2 separate regions of the Homo sapiens genome follow, and region 2 is linked to region 1. A link is a loop called in an ENCODE intact Hi-C map of the cell type or tissue named here. Cell type or tissue: HepG2. All regions are shown on one strand. Links, peaks and the distances in the headings refer to the core of each region. The heading gives the core; the rest is flanking DNA. Region 1 has its middle 23 kb from the start of ATP5MC3. Region 2 has its middle 30 kb from the start of CHN1.

Evidence for each region. A loop is a pair of places that touch in the nucleus more often than their neighbours do. Peaks named below come from ENCODE experiments on the same cell type or tissue, not always from the same donor. Only the 100,000 strongest peaks of a DNase experiment are listed, where the experiment ranks them.
Region 2: it touches region 1 in a loop (3-fold over the local background); 2 of 110 quality-filtered maps call a loop at or near these places.

The regions. Positions count from the first base shown.
Region 1 is chr2:175,198,843-175,209,804 of GRCh38, reverse strand. No RefSeq gene overlaps it. Among named protein-coding and RNA genes, the nearest start is that of ATP5MC3, 23 kb to the right of the region's middle. RefSeq lists a silencer at 5,898-6,037. In HepG2, for the core only: a CTCF peak has its summit at 5,974 (motif pointing left); a DNase peak (open chromatin) is centred at 5,974; H3K27me3 peaks cover 662 bases.
Region 2 is chr2:175,030,313-175,041,274 of GRCh38, reverse strand. It overlaps the pseudogene RPL21P31. Among named protein-coding and RNA genes, the nearest start is that of CHN1, 30 kb to the right of the region's middle. RefSeq lists a silencer at 10,095-10,164. In HepG2, for the core only: a CTCF peak has its summit at 4,541 (motif pointing left); a DNase peak (open chromatin) is centred at 4,534; H3K4me3 peaks cover 406 bases.

The DNA of each region.
Region 1 (10,962 bases), core at 1,248-9,247:
AAAGACAGTTTGAGAGTTCTTACAAAACTAAACATACTCTTACCACAAGATCCAGCAATTTCATTCCTTGATGTTTACCCAACAGAGTTGAAAACTTAGGGCCACACAAAAATGTGCATATGGATATTTATAGCAGCTTTATTAATAATTGCTAAAAGTTGGAAGCAACCAAGAAGTCCTTCAGTAGGTGAATGGACAATAAAATGTGATACATCTAGACATGGGATATTATTCAATTCTAAAAAAAAAAATGAGCTATCAAAGCATAAAAAGACATGCAGAAACATTAAATGTACATTACTAAATGCAAACCATCTGAAAAGGCTACCTACTATATGATTCCAACTGTATGATATTCTGGAAAAGGCAAAACCATGTAGGCAGTAGAAAAATCAGTGGTTGCCAGGAGTTAAGGAGGAAAGAGGGATGAGAAGGCAAAACACAGAGAATTTTTAGGACAGTGAAACTATTCTGTATGATACTATAATGGTGGATACATGCCATTACACAATTGTCCAAACCTAACCAAGAGTGAACCCTCATGTAAACTATGGACTTTGGGTGATAATGGTGGGTCAATGCAAGTCCATCAGTTGTAACAAACGTAGTACTATAAGGGGCAGGGAGTATAAAAATACAGGAAGTTATACATGTGGGAAGGGCAGGGGGTACATGGGAAATCTCTGTACCTTTCACTCAATTTTTCTATGAACCTAAAACTACCCTAAAAAATTAAATCTACTTTAAAATATGTATATATATATAAGTTTTTTAAAAATCAAATTAGGCTGAGCACAGTGGCTCAAGCCTACAAGCCCAGCACTTTAGGAGGCTGAGGCAGGAGGATCACTTGAGTCTAGGAGTTCAAGACCAGCCTGGGCAACCCAGGAAGACTCTGTTTCTACCAAAAACAAAAAAAAATTTTTTTAATTAGCTAGGCATGGTGACTGATTTGGTCCTAGCTATTCGGGTGGCTGAAGTGGGAGGATTGCTTGGGCCTGGGAGGTCAAGGCTGCAGTGAGCCACGATTAGGCCACTGCAATCCAGCCTGGGCAACAGAGAGCAACCCTGTCTCAAAATAATGATAATAATAAATTAGTGAAGACCTCAGAATACTGATGATAAATGGGGAATAAATCTAGCTCATGAACAGAGTAAAAGCCTAAATAAAAATACAGCAAAAAATGATAATGATATTTTCAAAGGAACAAATGTAGCTGATCCAAACCTTGCAGTTTTAAAGCATTACATTTGTACTCTATGGTCCTTTAGAATGGCTTCCAGCTTACTGAAGAGAGACTGCCTCTCTACAGGCCAAATTACAACACTAAGGCAGATTGAGGGAGAAATATAATCAACCATTTGTTGATTATTTATTTTTTAATCATGTCCTCAAGCATGTACAGATGTAAGAAAGCATGTGGCCTCAGACTGGAGCTGTTTGCAAACAGCAGGATTGCCTGGCCCAAGAAATGGCGCTTGGTGTGTGATGAAAGCCACCCTTCTAAAACCGTGTTTGGTTAGCACCTATGCCCTGCTGAAATTGGCATAGCACATTCTCTGTGGGCATGCTGCCAGCCTAACAGATGGGCCTGAATGTAACCCTGCCAGAGAATCAGTGTGTGCAATGAGTTCACAACTGTGGTTAGACTCCTTTCCAAAGATGTTGCATCTACTTAGGCTGCCCAGCAAAAATTTCTGACTTTCATGTCTTCAAATGGCATTAATGAATAAGTAAATAGTTCTCGAAATCAGTGGTTCTCAAACTGTGGTTCCCTGGACCAGCAGCACCAGCACCATGTAGGAAATCACTAGAAACACAAATTCTCAGGCCCTACCTTTAACCTACTGAATCAGAAACTCTTGGGGTGGGGCCCAGCAACACGTGGTTTAACAAGCCCAGCTGCTGATTCTAATGCAGCTAAAGTTTGAGAACCACTGCACTAAACGACTGGTTCCCAAACATTTGCATTATTTGAGAATTTTTTTAAAATACTGATGCTTATGCGTCAAGTCCAGAGATTTCAATTTAATTGGTATATGGTGCAGCCTAGACATCAAGAATTGTTACATGTCCACAGTTGACTCTAATGTGCAGCAGTGTTTGAGAAGCACCATTCTAGCTCATCAGAATACCTAGCACAAGCTTTGAGGAGAAATGCTTCAGACCTTCCTAAATGCAGATAAGTCTATATTGAAAGAGAATATGTATAGATCTTTGCTTAAATAATTCTTTGATTGATGGATCATTTTATTTTGAGCCCTGAGATATAATAAAGTTTATGTAAAATCTGGCTTTCAGCAAAGCTCCTCTGTGGGTCACTTACCTTCAAGCTTACCTTTTCTCACAGTACTATATTTAACTTTGCTTCTGATTTCAGTGTGCTTTTTTTATCTCATTGAACTGGACACCTTCTGATGTAATATCCTAAACCCCTATTCTACTGGTATCCTGCTCCTTGTATCTTCTTCCCAGTGAGGGAGAGACCTGATATCAAAATATTTAAACTTCGAACAATCTCAGTTGAGAAAAAAAAAAAAAAGGCTCTTTAAGCCGCAAGGTTACCCTGCATATTTGGTATTCATAAGTATTTTAATAAGAAGACAAGAGGAGGAAAACTTGATATATCAACTAATTTGCTAGGTTTTCCCAACTGATTTCACATCAAAACACATATAGAAATGATAATATTCGCACAATCCACTGGAGTGAATGGGACAGGTGGCTGACCACCTGTCTGCTTTGAGGGCAAGAGATCAAAAACTCACACACCAAATTCACTGTTGGGAAGGTCTGAAACGATGAAAATGCAGATACACAAATGAAATGTTAACATAGTTTTATGAAAAATGAAATGGAACAAATAAATACCTGTTTCCTTTCAGGTTTTCATCAACAAATCTATTTTAACATGACAATGATGGTCCTTTATTGTACTTTTGACACTGCTAAGGTTCAGCTTGATGCTGATAAGAAACAATGAGGTGAGAAGTTAAGTGACTGGAATTAGCTTCCTACAGTAGAAGTCACTCAGTTATGTCACTTACCAGCTATGTGACCTTGAGCAAGTAATTTAATCATGTTGTACTTTAATTTACCTAACTACAAAATGCAGAAATAATAGTACCTGTCTCATAAGATTAAGAAATGTTTTGTTGGCCAGGTATAGTGGCTCATGCTTGTAATCCCAGCACTTTGGGAGGCTGAGGTGGGTGAATTGCTTGAGCTCAGGAGTTCAAGACCAGCCTGGGCAACATGGCAAAACCCTGTCTCTACAAAAAATACAAAAAAAAAGTAATATTTTTTAAAAAGGAAAATTTTTGTAATTTATCTTTTATTGATATGTAATAGTTATACATATGGGGTACATGTGATATTTTGATACATATATACAGCATGTAATGATCAAATCAGAGCAATTGTGATATCCATCACCCCATCATTTATCATTTATTTGTGTTGGGAACATTTCAAATCTTCTCTTCCAGCTGTTTTGAAATATACAATAAATTCTTAACTATAGTTGCCCTACTGTGCTAGCGAACACTAAAACTTATTCCTTCCAGTTCCATCTGTGTTGTTGCAAATGACAGGACTTTATTCTTTTTATGGCTTCATAATATTCCATCATATATACCATATTTTCTTCATTAATCCATTGATGGACACTTGGGTTGACTCCATATCTTGGCTACTATGAATAGTGCTGCAATAAACATAGGAGTGCAGATATCTTTTAGATATACTGATTTCCTTTCTTTTGTATATATACCCAGCAGTGAGATTGATGGATCATATGGTAGTTCTATTTTCAGTTGTTTGAGGATGTTATGAAAATTAAATAAGTTAATATAAAAAAGCACGTGGTAAGTCATGATTAAATGGTCGCTGTTCTTATTAACACTGACTACATTTAATTATTGCATTGGTGGACCTACTGCTAGCCCATAACTTCATTTCCCTTATCTCCATCTCCCCTGACTCTGTGATGATGGATCTACTGAAGGAATGGACATTCAACCACTCTTTTTTTTTTTCATTATTGTTGTAAGATGAGTCATTCAGCCATTCTAACAGATGAACAGAACAGGGTACCGGCGAAGTCCAAGGAAGTTGTGAGGCATGCTTCTGCAGTTGCCTGACTACACATGATAAATAGCCTACACTTTCCAGGCTATTTGTGATAACTCCAGCTCCCCAAAAACTCTGGACAGTGGCTTTGTCACTTACAGGCTTGCTGCATAAATAAATCTTAGCTATTCAATATCTATATTATTCATTCAAAAAGGACTCTGAGCAATTTCATAAAGATCAAAAGTAGAATAATGGTAAGCAGGTACTGTAAGGAGTGAAGACTTACTGTCTAATGGATACAGAATTTCAGTTTGGGATGATGAAAAAGTTATGGAGATGGATGGTGGTGATGGTGGCACAACAATGTGATTATACTTAATGCCACTGAACTGTATACTTAAAAATGGTAAAAATGGAAAATTTTATGTCATACATATTTTACCACAATTGTTTAAAAGGACTTCGAAAACAGGAAACAGGAATATTATTCTCTCATATTCTCCTACTCTAGTTAGTTACTTTTGTTGGTAAGGGACAGATATTCACTCAAGTTTCCACAAGTAATGGCTGTTTATTGCAAGACTTAAGATGGAAGCCAGGATCTCATGGTGATCAATGAGCAGGGACCAGAAATGGAACAGAAACTGGGACTGTACCAAGAACCCTCAGGAGCAAGAACTGTGAGCCTTCCCTCAAGAGCTCCACCAGAAACACTGCTCAGCCTCCTCTTGTCCCTGCTTCTCTTCACATATCTTCTAGCTAAACCGTATGTAACTAACCTGCACAATGTGCACATGTACCCTAAAACTTAAAGTATAATAAAAAGAAAAAGAAAAAAAAAAGACTGAATTCCTCTTCATCTTTTCTTTTTCTAGTAGCTTAAGCTTAGTTATTGTCTCACCTTCTGCAAGGCTTAGTTTCCTCATAATCTGGCTGTGCTCTTGGCCTCTATTCTACATTATACCCCCACTATACATTATTTCATATCAGTTTCTACTATGAGTCCCCTCATATTCTGTATCCCGAATCAGATTCTCATAGGTAAGCATATAATTGGTCCAACTTGTTCCTCTTTGAACAGTTTTTTAAGCTAAATCACCCCATGAGCTGCTCTCCCATCATACTTTGGCTCCCTCTGGTCTAAGCAGCCATATTAAAGGTGGATTTATATGGTTTAAAATATGGCCACCTTCAACTGCCTCTTTAGCAGCAGTGGTGGATATGAAAGACTGTGATAGCCCCATCCAGTACAATCTTGTTTGCTGTATCTTCTCTCCTTATGCTCTGGAATAATAACCCCTCTCTAGGCAAAGCCACAGCAACTACATCTGGGTTCAGTGGCATCTTAGACATTTGTATATATCAGGAGGATCTCTACTATCAAATAGAGCTAAAGACCAAATGGCTGGCCTGGAGATTACATCAGCAGCAGCACTGGAGATCGCCAACACATGTCCCTACCAAAGAGCATGTTTCAGGTGAGACCACAATGCAAAACTATTTTAAAACACTTAGCTTGATTTTACAGCACATTTTTTACCCCTATTGGTTAATCATTATGTTCCTAATTTTGGCATAGCGTAAATCCAAAAAAAATCCTCTGGACAAACGTATCATTTTAAGTCAGCAAATTATTTTTAGTTCTTGGTCATTAAATCCTAACATATATCTAGCACGTTTGGCCTGTAGCAATTGTATTAATTATTGATGTTTTAAACTGCAGAAAATAGTTTATCATGTGGGCAACAAACTAAGTAAAATATCCCCTAAACTTGGAGATATAGGGCACTATTTCTTGAGATATCAGATCGGGCTGTCCGAGTCCTGTAGAGCAGCTGGCTCAATCCACCTCTGCAGGGCTCGAAGCTTCTAGGCAGAACAGGCAGAAAAGCTGCATTGTGGGTGCCCCCAAGTGGGTACAATTTGATGTGCACGCTGAGGATTTTCTCGCCAGCTCCTCTAGCATTCGGTCATGTCTGTGAAGTGATTTTAAAGATGGAGAAAAGCTAAAACGCGTGTATGTTTTACAATATACATCTCTCATAATATCAACTGAAGCAATATTTAATGTTTCAGTCTACCACAGATCATTTATTTTCTAGCAAATGTCTTTCAGAAATGTTTTCAAGTTATGCTGCCATTAAAATATGGAGTAGAAAAAGAATGGAGTTTAGTGTCAGACAAAACTTGACTTTGAACACTGGCTCAGCACCTTACTAGCTGTGTGGCCTTGGGAAATTCATTTTACTTTCCTAATCTATAGTTGTCTCATTTCTAAAATAAATTCAGGAGTATTGGAAAGGAAATTTACCTCGTAGGGTTATTTACTGGATAAGGCAATAACGTAATATGATCAGTGTGCAGCACATTGTAAGTGCTCAATAAATATAATTTATTATTGTTTGTAAAAAATATTTATTGAGATATACTGATATATTAAAATTCTAGGAGGTCCTCAATACCTTTTCAATAAATCCCTTTCCTACTTAAATCAGCCACAGGCAATTTCTATTATTTACAACTAATAACTGGGAAATATATATGATCATAGCCAGGAAAAAGTATGCAGTTGACCTGTATTCTTCAAAAATGTCAATGTGGCTGGGCCCACATTAGAGGGGAAAAATTCTATAAAGAACCTTACTGGAACAATTGATGAAATTGGACTATGAACTGCAGACTAGGTAAAAGTTTTATATCAATGTTAAATTTCCTGAATTTGATAACTATACTGTGGCTATGTAAGAGAACCTTCTTGTTTTGAGAAAATATGCACAGAAATATTAAGGGGCATAATGCAGGCAACCTACTTTCCAATGGCTTAGAAAAGTAATTAAAATATCTATAAAATGTCTTTGTGCAAATGTGTATAGATGATAGACACATAGATGTTTATGTATACAGTTAATACCATACGTGTGTGTGTGCATGCATGCACACAGTCAGAGAGAGTATTAAAAATTATGGAAAATGGCAAAATTTATTGAATCTGCATAAAAAATAAATAGGAATTCTCAGCATACTTGCAACTTTTCATGGTTTAAAATTTTAAGTTTAAAAACCTACGTTTAAAATGTACATAAAGAAATGTAAAAGGTAGTGAAGTAGCCCCTGAAAAAAATTAGCTAACTATCCAGAACTTTGAGAAAACACACAAAATTTTTGCAAATTCTTTAGCAAATAATATCTGTTAAATGTTAAATGAATGTCTGCTCTCTAAATAACATTGAAATATATCAACTAATTCTTTTTGAAAATTGAGAATTAAAACATAAATGGTTTTCATGAGCAAGAAAAATTATGAACTTCAAGAGCTCAAAGGAACCATAGAGATTACCTAGTCCAGGTTTCTTTCAAAGACAGAAAATCATCCAAATTCCCTTAGGGACACGTCATCCACTCTTACTCTATGAGATAATCACCCTACACTAATTACTTGATGGTTTAAAATTATATATGGCTCATTATTCTGAAAACTAGTAAATAAAAGGAAAAACTCAACAATTTAATTCTGGCTTTTTGGTTCTAATTGTATTATCGGGTAACAAAAATCGTTGATAAAGGAAAGCTCTTCTTTGCAAGATAATTCCAGCTAATAGACGAAGAAGAAATGATAGGAAAAGAATATTGTCGTTTTTCAATTCTGATGAAATAATGGATCTAGGTAGTAATCATTAATGGCCACTAAAATCACTAAGTGAAAAGCTGACAGGGAATTATAATAAATCAGGCTGACCTCACTGATTAATTACAACATCACAAAAAAGACAATCAGATGTTATGTGTCTCCTAAATGGTGCACATAGGAAGTACACAACATCACCTGTGAATGCTATTTGAAGAAAGCAAAAATCCAAATCAGACCAAGCCTGTAGCTCTAACTCCCAGTTTAGAGGGTATATAGGGTTCAGATGAACATGTTTAGTAATACCATGAGGATAAAATTAGCAAAATCCAAAATGTGGGAAACTGCATGACAAAAAATCTAGTTTGTTCAACTAATCAATTTGAAAGAAGAGGAAGGGAGAATCTATAGATTAAAAGAGACTTAAACGACATATGACTCATTATAATTTATAGACTTGTTCAGATCTTTAATTTCAACAAACCAACTATTAAAAAATATTATATATTTTTTATATATTGCCTGATCCTTTTGAATCAGGCAATCAGATCAACACTAGCTGGATCTTTGATAATATTAACAAAGTGTTAAATATTTTAGATGTGATAGTGGTTTGTGGTTATGTTTTTCAGAAAAGAGTCCTATGGAAATCATACTTAAACATTTATAATTTAAATATTATGATGTCTGGAATGGGTTTCAAAAAAAATGAGGTAGTGAGGAAACGACGTGGATGAGAAGAATAGAAGACACAAGATTGACCACGTGTTGATAAGTGCTAAACCTGGAAGACAGGTGGGAATTTATTATACTATTTCCTTTCTTAATATGTTTTAAATTTCCATTATAAAATTGTAAACATTATTTTTAAAAGATTGAGGTAACTTTGTTTACTGAAATTGAAATACTAATACGTATGAGTTGAAAAGTCAAGGTCGATTAAGGTAGCTCTGTGCTGTGTTTACTGAAATTAAAATACTTATACATATTAGTTTTAAAATAATTTTTATTATGGTAAAATATACATAACATAAAAGTTACCATTTCAACCATTTTTAAGTGTACAGTTCAGTTGCATTAAATGCATTCACATGTTGTGCAAACATCACCACTATCCATTTCATGAAAGATGAACTTTTCATCTTCCCAAGCAGAAGCTCTGTGCCCATTAAGCAATAACTCCCAATTTCCCCTGGCCCCGGCCCTGGGAACCTCTATTTTACTTTCTGTCCTTATGAATTTGCTAAACCTAAGCATGCCACATGAGTAGAATCATATACTATTTATCCTTTTGAATCTGGCTTACTTCACTTAGCATGTTTCCAAAGTTCATCCATGTTGTAACACACATCAGAACTTTACTCCTTTTTAAGGCTGAATAATATTCTATTGCATGCGCATACCATATTTTGTTTATTCATTTATTTGTTGATGGACATGTGGGTTCTTTCCACCTTTTGGTTACTGTAAATAATGTTACATGAACATTGACGTACAAGTATCTGTTTGGGTCACTGCTTTCAATTCTTTTGAGTATATGCCTAGAAGTGGAATTGCTGAATCATATGGTAATTCTGCGTTTAACTTTCTGAGGGACTACTATACTGTTTTCAACAATGACTGCCATTTTATATTCCCAACAGCAACAAACAAGGGTACCAGTTTCTCCACGTCCCCACCAACCCTTGTTATTTTTCTTTTTTTTTAATACCAGCCATCCTAATGTGTGTGAAGTGGTATTTCATTGTGACTTTGATTTGCATTTTCCTAATGACTAGTGATGTGGGTTTTTTCATGTGCTTAATGCCCATTTGTATATCTTGTTTGGAGAGGCATCTATTCAAGACCTTTGTCCATTTTTATTTATTTATTTATTTATTTTTTTGAGATGGAGTGTCACTCTGTCACCCAGGCTGAAGTGCAGTGGTGCTATCTCAGCTCACTGCAACCTCCACCTTCTGGGTTCAAGCAATTCTCCTACCTTAGCCTCTCAAGTAGCTGGGACTACAGGCACACACTGTCAGGCCTCTGAGCCCAAGCTAAGCCATCATAACACCTGTGACCTGCACGTGTACATCCAGATGGCCTGAAGCAACTGAAGAACCACAAAAGAAGTGAAATAGCCAATTCCTGCCTTAACTGATGACATTCCACCATTGTGATTTTTTCCTGCCCCACCCTAACTGATCAATTGACCTTGTGACATTTCTTCTCCTGGACAATGAGCTCCCCACTGAGCACCTTGTGTCCCCCACCGCTGCCCGCAAGAGAAAACCCCCTTTAACTGTAATTTTCCACTACTACCCAAATCCTATAAAACTGCCCTGCCCCCCCCCCCACCGCCCAGCTCCCTTTGCTGACCCCTTTTTTGGACTCAGTCTGCCTGCACCCAGATGAATAAAAAGTTTTATTGCTCACACAAAGCCTATCTGGTGGTCTCTTCACATGAATGCACATAACACATGCTACCATGCCCAGCTAATTTTTGTATTTGTAGTAGAGATAGGGTTCACCATATTGGTCAGGCTGGTCTCAAACTCCTGACCTCAAGCGATCCACCCACCTCAGCCTCCCAAAGTGCTGGGATTACAGGCATGAGCCACCGAGCCTGGCCTGTCCATTTTTAAATTGGGTTGTTTTGGTTCTTGTTGTTGAGTTGTCAGAATGCTTTACATATTCTGGGTGTTTTAACTTTATCAGATATATAAATATTTTTCACCATTCTGTGTGTTGTCTTTTCACTCTCTTAAGAGTAACCTTTGATGTATAGAAATTTTAATACTGCTAAAGTCCAATCTATCTATTTGTTGTTGTTGTCTGTGATTTTGGTGTCATATCCAAGAAATTATCACCGAATTTAATGTCATGAAAATTTTCTCCTATGTGTTCTTCTGAGAGTTTTGTAGTTTTAGACCTTACATTTAGATCTTTGATGCATTTTGAGTTATTTTTGCATGTGGTATAAGGTAAGGGTCCAACTTCATAATTTTGCATGTAGATATTCAGTTTTCCTAGCATCATTTATTGAAAAGAAGGTATCAGTTTTTATTTAAGAAAATTAAAACCATATTCATATATTTCCACATAAAAACATAGTAAAATATCTGGAAAGATACACATTAAACTGTTAATAATGATTACTTCTGGGAAGGAAAACAACACTGGGGAGTAGGCTGTGCAAGAGCTATGGTTTTTGCTCTACGTAATTCATATTGTTTAGATTACTTACGAGCTCATATTCCTGCATTTCTTATATAATTAT
Region 2 (10,962 bases), core at 1,369-9,368, 170 kb after region 1:
AGAATATCATGAAAATATCTTATAACAAAGTGAAACATGGATAAACTGGAGCCCAAGATTTTTGAGTTCTTGAAGAGAAACTGATAAAGAGTTAAACTTAACTTGTCACACAATACAATTTCAATTCAGCTTTTGATGTTTCAAACATACTTTTTTGTTTTCTTCTGTTTTGAGATGGCGTCTCACTCTGTCGCCCAGGCTAAAGTGCAATGGTGCGATCTTGGCTCACTGAAACTCTGCCTCCCAGGTTCAAGCGATTCTCCTTCCTCAGTCTCCCGAGTAGATGGGATTATAAGCACCAGCCACCACGCCCGGCTAATTTTTGTATTTTTAGTAGAGAATGGGTTTCTCCATGTTGCCCGGGATGGTCTTGAACTCTTGACCTCAAATGATCCACCCACCTCGGCCTCCCAAAGTTTTGAGATTACAGGCATAAGCCACTGTGGCCCTGGCCTTTCAAACATACTCTTATATTAGACAGAAGAACCTAAATTTTGAGAAATGTATTAATAATTACTGGATGATGGTAACACAAGTTGGGATCTAAAAACACTAAAAGAAAAAACAATTATTGGGTGAGTGTATTAGTCCGCTGTCACACGGCTGTAAAAAACTACCCAAAGCTGGATAATTTATGAAGAAAAAAGGTTTAATTGAGTCACAGTTCCACAGGCTATACAGGAGGCATGGCTGGGAAGCCTCGGGAAACTTAGGAAACATGGCGGAAAGCAAAGGGGAATCAAGCACATCTTACCATGGCAGAGCAGGAGAAAGAGAGAGAGTGAAAAAGGAAGTGCCACACACTTTTAAATCATCAGATCTTGTGAGAACTCACTCACTATCATGAGAACAACAAGGGGGAAATCTGCTCCATGATCCAGTCACTTCCCACCAGGTTCCTCCCCCAACACTGGGAATTACAATTCAACATGAGATTTGGGTGGGGACACAGAGCCAAACCCTATCAGCGATTATCCATTTGAGTCTATCAAGCCTTTGTGAGGAGAATGGATTTTTTTTTTTCTTGAAAGTGATGAATATTCCCACTCCCAGTCATCCTGGGAATAGCTCAGGGCACATGAAAAGCTTTTGACTGGAGTGAATGTGACAAGTGTCCCAGGACACTGATTGGCTGGGATTTGGGGCATGTGGACAGTGAGCTACTTCTAACTCAGGAGGGCTGAGAGTGAGGAAGGGACCACCAGGTTAGGCGCCCTGGGAAGGTCTGAGCTGGTGTGGAAGTAATACGTTTCTGGGTTTGTTTGTTTTGTTTTATTTTTTTTGCCTTTTTTTTTTTCCCCTGTAAGATACTTTCCCCCCCATCATCCCAGGACTTACAGGAATGTTTCATTAAGTATTCTTAAATGTGCCCACCTAGTCTCAGCTCTTGCTGTGGGTAACTGAGGCCAAGTTGGTGTGGGGAGAACAGTCACAGCTGGCGAACATAGTCTGGCATCAGCAGGCTGAGGTGGCTGTGACAAGCAGAGAGCCCTCCTGGCTTCTTAGCTCCCACACCTCCTCAGGCACTCTTCGGACTCAGTAACCAGATGTGGTTGCCACTGAGAGTTGGCTGGGCCTTGTGCTCTGGGTCTGCAGTCACCTGTGGTCACCCTGGCCAAAGAGGCTCTGGGCCCAGACCTTGCCACCTGTGTACCTTCTGCTCAAGAGGAAGAGGCCCAAGGCAAAGCCCCCATAGCCCCTGGGCTGGGACTCCTTTTATAAGCAGATTCTGTTCCTTGCTCATTTTCCTAGGGGTGCTGTTGACGTTGGTATTTAATCATTGGTCCAGAGGAGTTATTGAAACTGTGCTAAGTGGCAGTGTGGTCACAGAAGGAAAAGCCCCAAGTCCACGAAGTTTGCAGTCTCATCAAGGAAGCCCTGGGGGTAAACAGTTGGTGCTCAGAGTCCTTTGGAATGTTTCTTGCCAACTGCTTCCAACAGTCCACTCCTGCGGATTCTGCTGGTGGGATCTTAGGGGTATAATTATCAGTGGAATTAGCTGAGGAGTTAGCATGAATGTGGAGGGCCTTATGTAAATTACGACTTTGCGGAGCCTGTTTGTTTTCCCCAAAGGTCACAAGATAAGACCGTTTTATTTCATGGAATTCCAGAAGAAGGGTCTGGGGAAGGTAGACTAAGCAGTCACCAGTGCTCTATTCAGAGAAACAGTGGCAGCTGGATGACATGAGATGATAGATACCAGAGGCTCATTTGGGAGGAGAACAGGCTTTTGGAGACAGTGAAGATGGCTGTAGCTGGGTGGGATGCTATGAGGTCTCTGCCCTGTGCCCCGCTCACTCTTCAGCAAAGTCACAGAGCATCATACAGTATGAAACGTGTTTGGAATTCTTGGGACAAAGGAGAAGGGAAGGAACTTCACTTCTGGGCCTGATCCACAACTGAATCTAGAAGATCTAGGCTTGGGCCGGGCGTGGTGTCTCATGGCTGTAATCCCAGCACTTTAGGAGGCCAAGGCCGGTGGATCACTTGAGGTCAGGCATTCAAGACCAGCCTGGCCAACATGGTGAAAACCCATCTCTACTAAAAATACAAAAATTAGCTGGGCACGGTGGCACGTGCCTGTAGTCCCAGCTACTCGGGAGGCTGAGGCAGGAGAATCCCTTGAACCCGGGAGGCAGAGGTTGCAGTGAGCTGAAATCATGCCACTGTGCTTGAGCCTGGGCAACAGAGGGAGACTCCATCTCAAAAAAAAAAAAAAAAAAAAAAAAGGAAAGAAAAAAAAGATGTAGGCTCAGGAGCTGAGGAGCTGAAGAAAGAGAGAGAACGTAGTAGTGGAAGTAATGGGGTGGGGAGGCTTTTGAACTCATCCAGAACCCGGAATTGGTGTTCAGGCCAGGTTTCACTAAGATTTCTGGAGAAGCACAGAGGCCCCAAGCAATGAATAGCCTAAGGATCTTTCTAGTGGTGGCCCTCAAATTAGCTTACTGCCTGGATCATTGGGACCAGCAGGTAAAAGATGGCACACTTAGGTAATGTGACAGGAGTTTAATAAAGGAACTATATACAGAGGGGTGGGCAAGGCATAGGGATTCTATAAGTTTAGTAATTGGACCCAGTGGTGGTGAGGGCAGAGGAAGAGAGAAAACTGTGTAGAGAGCTGCATGGCAGATCTGGAGAAGTTCAGTTGATAGTTGCAGCCAGCAAACAATGACCCCCCGCCCACCCCCGGGAAGGGAGCTGGACAAACAAATATCCCAAGCTCTTTTTTCTCCTTCCCTCCCATCTCCTGTCCCCTGGCCAAACTCAGTCAAAAGCCAGAGGGCAAAGAAACCTGTTTGTGCATTCTATACAAGTCAACCCCTCAGAACACAAAACAAGATAGAAACAGGTGGACACTGGACCTGGGGTGGAGGAAGGAGAGCAAAGAGAAGATAAGCTGCACAACTCCCGTACGTTATTTAATGTTTTCAAGCAGAAATATCAGTGAATTTAAGATGCCCTTGTACTTCACACCTACTATCTATCAAGTGTTCCATATCAACACTTTATTTTTTATTTTTTTGAGACAGAAACTCGCTCTGACCCTCAGGCTGGAGTGCAGTGGCGTGATCTCAGCTCACTGCAACCTCCTCCTGGGTTCAAGCGATTCTCCTGCCTCAGCCTCCTGAGTAGCTAGGATTACAGGTACCCACCACCACGCCTGGCTAATTTTTGTATTTTTGGTAGAGATGGGGTTTCCCCATGTTGGCCAGGCTGGTCTCAAACTGCTGACCTCCAGTGATCCACCTGCCTCAGTCTCCCAGTGTGCAGGGATTATAAGCATGAGCCACCACACCCGGCCCCATGTCAACACTTTAAAACATGCTCATTTACAGATGAAAAAGCCAAGGTTCAGAGAGGTAGAGACTTGCCCAAGGCCAGAGAGCAGGTGAGCAGCAGAGTTAGGCTGCAAACCTCGGTGCAACATAGAGAAAAAGGAAGGCTTTGGGTTAATACATAAAGTCCTCTTTTGCATCAGTGTGAGAGAAAACATATTTATTTTATTTAAATAGTTTTTTCATTAATTGAGACTACTTTCTTACATGATCCATAATTAGGCAACTTTGGTTTTTAACAAGGGGTTTTTAGTAATAAACTTACAGAAGATTTAGTGTATCCAGCACAGGAGTTGCAGAAACTATTAATTAAGAAGACTAAAAGGTTAGTATGTATCTTTAATGTAAAAAAAAAGTTGATTTTTTAAAAACATGAAATGTTTATTGAAAAGAAGAGTACAAGAATTATAAATACACAATGGTTTCTCAAGCAGGCATAGATTCATACTTCTTATAGAAGGCCGCCTTCCGCATCATTCCATTCCCCTGGTCTTTTTAAAGGGAAGAAAAAATGCACATTCCATTTTCATTGTATTTAAAGACAAATAAAACAGGGTGTAACACTTGAGAAAAGCAAAGTTTTCATTTATACCATAGCTGGTCTAGAAAATTAGAATTAGAAAGTAAAGATTAAAACCAAAGTGCAGCAGGTAGCATGTGTACTTTTCAGTGCGTGTACTGAAACAGGAGTCAAAGGTTAAGTTTCACTCTTGATTTAATTGAACAAAACACCACCTAGTGGTAGTGAAAAATAAATACTTTGGAAGTGAAGAGAACATTCATTTTTTGTAAAAATGTGGGGTTTGGGGCTCTAACTAAATAGCCGGGCAGGTACGATCCTCTTGCACTAAACATCATTCAATAATCTTCTTTATGCATGTGTTCCAGTACAGTGTAGATAGCCAAGGGGATAGAGTCTCTACTTTGAAGACCAGAAAAATATCTTTCCCAAATTTCAGATTTTTTATTTTCAGAACCAGAACATGATGATAATTTGCTTTATTAGGCCTATCAATGAGTCCTATTGTGTTCCCTTCTCTGCGAAGCCCTAGTAGTCACCTCCACTCTTCTCTGGGCTTTATCCATGTCCCCGTCTCTCTGAAAGAGATGGCTTTGCTTTTGCTTCACAGAGAAAAGGGGAATCTTCAGATGGGACCTTGCTCAACTTCCTGCCTTGGATCTGTACGCTGACATCTAGACCCATCTTCTCTCCTTCCCTCCTCTTAGGAGAGAATAGTTTTCCTCTTCCTGTCTGATCTCAAGCCTAATGCTTCCACCAGGACCTGGGTATCTCTCCTAAGCCCCCGATGATCTTTGGCCATCTACCCATCTCTGCTGTCCTGTGCCTTCCTTCTTTTCTCCCCACTGACTCATTCCCTGCTTTGTTAAAATGAGAGATAGCTCCCGTTCTAAAAATAGACTAACCTCAAATTTATTCAGTGACCCTCTAGCTTTAGCTCTATTGTCCTTTACAGCCAGGCTTCTTTAAAAAGACTGTCTACACTTGCCGTCCCCAATTCTTCATCTGTTATTCATGCCTTAACCAAATGGTATCTGGACTCTCAAGGCATCTCTGCAACATTTGCTTCAAGTAGTCTTTTATTCCTTACTGAAGTGATTTTGTCCCTTGACTTTTATGACATCACATGCTCCTGGTTTCCCCTACCACTTGCGGCTTCTTCGAAGTTTCCTCTTCCACCTGCACTTTAAATGTTGGTGTCTGTTGGAGATGGCTTTGACTCTCCTACATTCTCCCTGGATATTTAATCCACTCACGTGGCTTGATTTCCTAGAGGAGCCTACAACCTCTTAGTGCTTGCCACGTTACAACCACCTCAATACTGTTCAAAATGTTTAGTACATTCTTTTGAGTGTTCATTTAGGCTCAACTCCACCTTGTTGCAAGATGGAATTGGGGTGTAACTGTGTGCCTTCAAAATCAAGAACTATGTGGTACATATGGTGCTGAAAACTTTACATTAATTATCTCACTTAATCCTCAAAGCACACTCAAGAAGCAGGTTCTGTTTATTTCTTCTACTTTGTAAATGATAACACTGTAGAACTGGGCAAATAAATAATTTTCCCAAGGTCACACAGCGCTAGGATTCTGTGATGGTTAATGTCCTAAATTAAATTATACAATTTGTATTCCTTTACTCTACCCCTCCCACTCCAGCCATCAAGCAGTAATAGTTTTCTAGATGCACGACCAACAGAGGAATGCTGGAAACAGTCTAGAACAAAGAAGTTATTGCCCAATTTTGACTTTCAACATGGGCATTTTAAAGCCCATGGTAGAAAAAATAGTATCAAGGAAGGCTTTCTGTTATAAGAACTAAGCCCTTGAATGCGATAAGAGATTTTGCTGTACTTTCAAACACTTGAGAACTAAGCTTGGAAAATTAATCACAGATGGTACCATGAAACACTGAGAAGGGAAATTGCAGAATGTGACAACCAAGTCGCGCTTCCTGGTTGGGAGAAGAGCTTGGAGAAATTTGGGGAAATGAGTATATGTGTGGGCCTGCTCACACATATACTTCTGTAATATTAGGAGTAACATCCCCCTAGGATATTTCAAATAGTATCACAGGGTGTACAATCCCAGTGACATTAGGAGTAACATCCCCCTAGCATATTACCAAAAATATCACAGGATGTACATCCACTGTGACATTAGAAGTAACATCCCCCTTGGATATTACAAATAACATCACAGTGTGTACACTCACTTTAATATTAGGAGTAATATCTTCCTAGAATATTACAAATAATATCACAGTGGGCGTACACACATGGTGTTAGAAGTAGTATCTCCCTAAAATATCATGAAAAATGTCACAGGGTGTACACCCACTGTGATATTAGAAGTAATTACTACTTAAGATATTAGGAATAATATCACAGTGGGTGTACATAGAGATAGGGGTAGAAAGCTTATTCAGTGGAATAATAACAGAGAACTTCCCAAACTTATAGAAGTAACATCCCACTAGGATATTACAAATAAAATCGCAGGGGGTATACACACATGATGTACACCCCCTGTGACATTACGAGTAGCATCCCCTTAGGATTACGAATATCCTAAGGAATATCCTAAGAAAGATATCAATATCGAAGTACAAAAAGGTTATAGAACACCAAGCAGATTTAACCCAAAGAAGACTACCTCAAGGCATTTAATAGTCAAACTCCTGCTTCATTTTGGCTGGAGCTGCCATGTTCCAGTAATTCACCAAAATGACAAAAACAAAGGGAAAGAAGAGAGGCACCCAATATATGTTGGTCTTTTAGAAAACATGGAGTTGTTCTTTTGGCCATGTATATGCAAATCTGTAAGGAACATGATATTGTAGACGTCAAGGAAATGAGTACTGTTCAAAAAGGAATGCCCCACAAGTGTTATTATGGCAAAACTGGAAGAGTCTATGATGTTACCCAACATGCTGTTGGCATTGTTGTAAACAAACAATTTAGGGCAAGATTCTTGCCAAGAGAATGTGTGTGTGGAGCACATTAAGCACTCTAAGAGAGGAGATCGCTTCCTGAAACGTATGAAGGAAAATGATCAGATAAAGAAGGAAGCCAAAGAGAAAGGTACTTGGTTCAATTGAAGTGCCAACCTGCTTCACCCAGAGAAGCACACTTCTAATGAGAAGTGTTTGACACACAAAGAATAAATGCTTGAGGTGATGGACACCCCATTTATCTTGATGTGATTATTTCATATTGCATGCCTGTATTGAAATACCTTATATAACCCATAAGTATTAATATCTACTATGTACCCACAAAAATTAAAAATGATAATTTTGTTTTAGAAAAAGATGGATTAAAGAGTTAAATGTTAAGACCTCAAACTATAAAAATCCTAGAAGAAAACCTAGGAAATACCCTCCTAGACAAACAATTTATAACTAAGTCCTCAAAAGCAATTGCAACAAAAGCAAAAATTGACAAGTGGGACCTAATTAAATTTAAGAGCTTCCGCCCAGCAAAAGAAACTACTAATAGAGTAAACAGACAACCTACAGAATGGGAGATAAAATATTTGCAAACTATGCATCCAACAAAGGGCTAATATCCAGATTCTATAAGGAATTTAATGCAACAAGAGTAAAACAAGTAACTGCATTAAAAAGTGAGCAAGGGACATGAACAAACACTTCTGAAAAGAAGATATACAAGGGGCCAAGAAACACATGAAAAAATGCTCAACATCGCTAGTCATTGGAGAAATGCAAATCAAAATCATAATGAGATACCCTCTCACACTGGTCAGAATGGCTATTATTAAAAAGTTAAAAAAAAACAACCAGATGGCAAGGATAAAGAGAAAAGGGGATGCTTATACACTGTTGGTGGGAATGTAAATTAGCTCAGCCACTACTGCAAGCAGTTTGGAGATTTTGCAAAGAACTGAAAATGTAACTACAATTCAACCCAGCAATCCCATGATTGGGTATATACACAAAGGACAGTAAATCATTCTACCAAAAGGACATCACAGCCCTATTCACCATAGCAAAGACATGGAATCAACTCAGGTGCCTATGAATGGTGGATTGCATAAAGAAAATGTGGTACATATACATTATGGAATACTATGCAGCCATAAAAGGAATAAAATTATATCTTTTGCAGTCACTTGGATGCAGCTGGAGGCTATTAACCTAAGCAAATTAATGCAGAAACAGCCAAATATTGCGTGTTCTTACTGATAAGTGGGAGCTAAACCTTGGGTAGACATGGACACACAGATGGGAATAATAAACACTGGGGACTCCAGGAAGAGGCATGGATGGATGGGGACAAGGTCTGAAAAAACTTCCTATTGGATACTTATGTTCACAATCTGGGTGATGGGATCAGTAGAAGCCAAAACCTCAGCATTATGCAATATACCCTTGTAACAAATCTGCACATGTACCCCTGAATCTAAAATTAAAGTATAAATTTTAAAAATAATTAATGGCTTAACACTAAAACACAAACTAATCTGAACTATTCTAATGATTGACAGTAAAAGCATTACTGAAAACAAAAGGAAACTTATTGCCATCTAATTCAAGTGCTTCTGATCCAGCTGCTATGCCTGCTTTTGTGTATCTCAGACAGAGACCAAAAACAGAGAAACATGGGCTTAGAGTCTGATTTAGCCTACAGTTGAGAAGAAAAGCTAGAATTTGGGACAAAGAACTAAGAAGACATGCCATGCAGGAATTTTTAGGACGTTCCAAGAGCTGTAATCCAAAGAGTTTGCAGCTAGGAAGCTGCTACTAGTTCACCTGCCGGTGGACACTGGCCCTACCCACTACCCACTAGACTCTGCACTGTTAGCCCTGTGAATAATTTCTTTTCTTTTCTTTTCTTTTTTTACTTTGAGATGGAGTCTTGCTCTGTCACCCATGCTGGAGTACAGTGGTGCGGTCTCGGCTCACTGCAAACTCTGCCTCCTGGGTTCAAGCAATTCTCTGCCTCAGCCTCCCAAATAGCTGGGATTACAGGCAACCGCCACCACGCCTGGCTAATTTTTGCATTTTTAGTAGAGATGGGGTTTCACCATCTTGGCCAGGCTGGTTTTGAACTCCTGACCTTGTGATCCACCCACCTCAGGCTCCCAAAGTGCTGGGATTACAGGCGTGACCCACCGCGCTGGGCCAGTGAATAATTTCTTAATGATGTCTTGATCTTTGCATTATTGCTCAGGAGTTAAAGCTGCAAGTGGCAGCATCTGATTGGCTGAGCTCAGCCCCCAAGCTCCTCATGCTGACTCCTCAGGGATGGAGAAATGGGTACCCTCCCCTTGAAATTCTGTAGTGAGAGCGAGGCCTTTTCTCACAAAGATTTATGCAATGGAAGACTCACCCAACAGAGAAATAAAGTTTGGATGCTCAGTAGCCAAGGGAACTAACAAACATCCACCATAGTGAAATATGAAATTGAAACATCAGAAGCTAAAACCAAAAATGCCTAGAACTGCTTTTCAGGTTGAAATGGTCTAGGAAATTTAGGGATACTTCACTGATTTAGATAGGAACAATTTCAAATTTATTTACATTTCAACTGAGCAGGGCAGGACTGGGAAATACTTCATGGGGGGTACTTCCATGAAAAAAAGTCACATTTCACATAAGGAGCCTAGGAAAAGCAGAAGCAACTCTGAGGACTCAGGAGCTGGCTGGGAGAGCATCCAGGCAGCTGTGCACATGGGCACAGTATAGTCAGGACTCTGGGTCCACCTGGTGGTGCAGTTTTTCTTCAACTTTTCTTTCACTGCAGTTCACTGTGGATGGCCCCCATTTCCCAGCAGTGTGGCAATGAGCAAAAATGGGCCCAGATACAAAGCCTAATGTGAGTTCCCTGCATGACAGTGGAAGAGGGGGTGATTAATCAAGAAGACAGTTCTTCATGGGTCGGGATGGGAACCTGGCAGCTCCGGGAGTGCTTTTCCTTTAGGGACACACAAAACACTTCAGCACTGAGGAACAGAATTTCTGTGATTCTGAGACTGGATGCACAATTGACACCAGGGCTCTTAGGGGTCTCCACCTCATCCTTAGGGCCAAGACAGCAGACAGACAGCTGCTAAAGCTGTGGCCCTGTGAAGCTCTTCTTGGCCTGTGGGTCACTCTTCCTCCCTCTTTCCCACAACCGTCTTCTATGGACTATGTCAGCAGAGAGGCTGCCTGGGCAGCTCTGCTGTCCTTGCTGTGTCTCTTACGGCCTTTGACCACAGCTTCTCTCTTGCCCAACACTTGTACGTACCACCTGATTGGCTGCATTTAATCACTGCTTCCTAGGTTTCTCATGCTTTCCTTCTCTAGTTTAAAAGTCCAGCACTTTTTTCTACCTGCCCCTTTTGGTTTCATGTTAGGGTTTCCTGTGGCTGTGCCCCACAACTCAGAGATGTACCCAGGATGATGTCAAACAAGTTGAGGTTATTGCTTGGAGATTGACTTACTGCTAAACAATGTCAATATATGTCTTTGGGGTTGCTACACACAGATGTCCTTGGCTGTCAGTATCATGGAATCTCTCATCATGGCAGTGATGCTATGGGCAAGGCCCTTGGATCTCACCACCTTTATTCAAGAGACAAGCTGAACCCGACCAACTT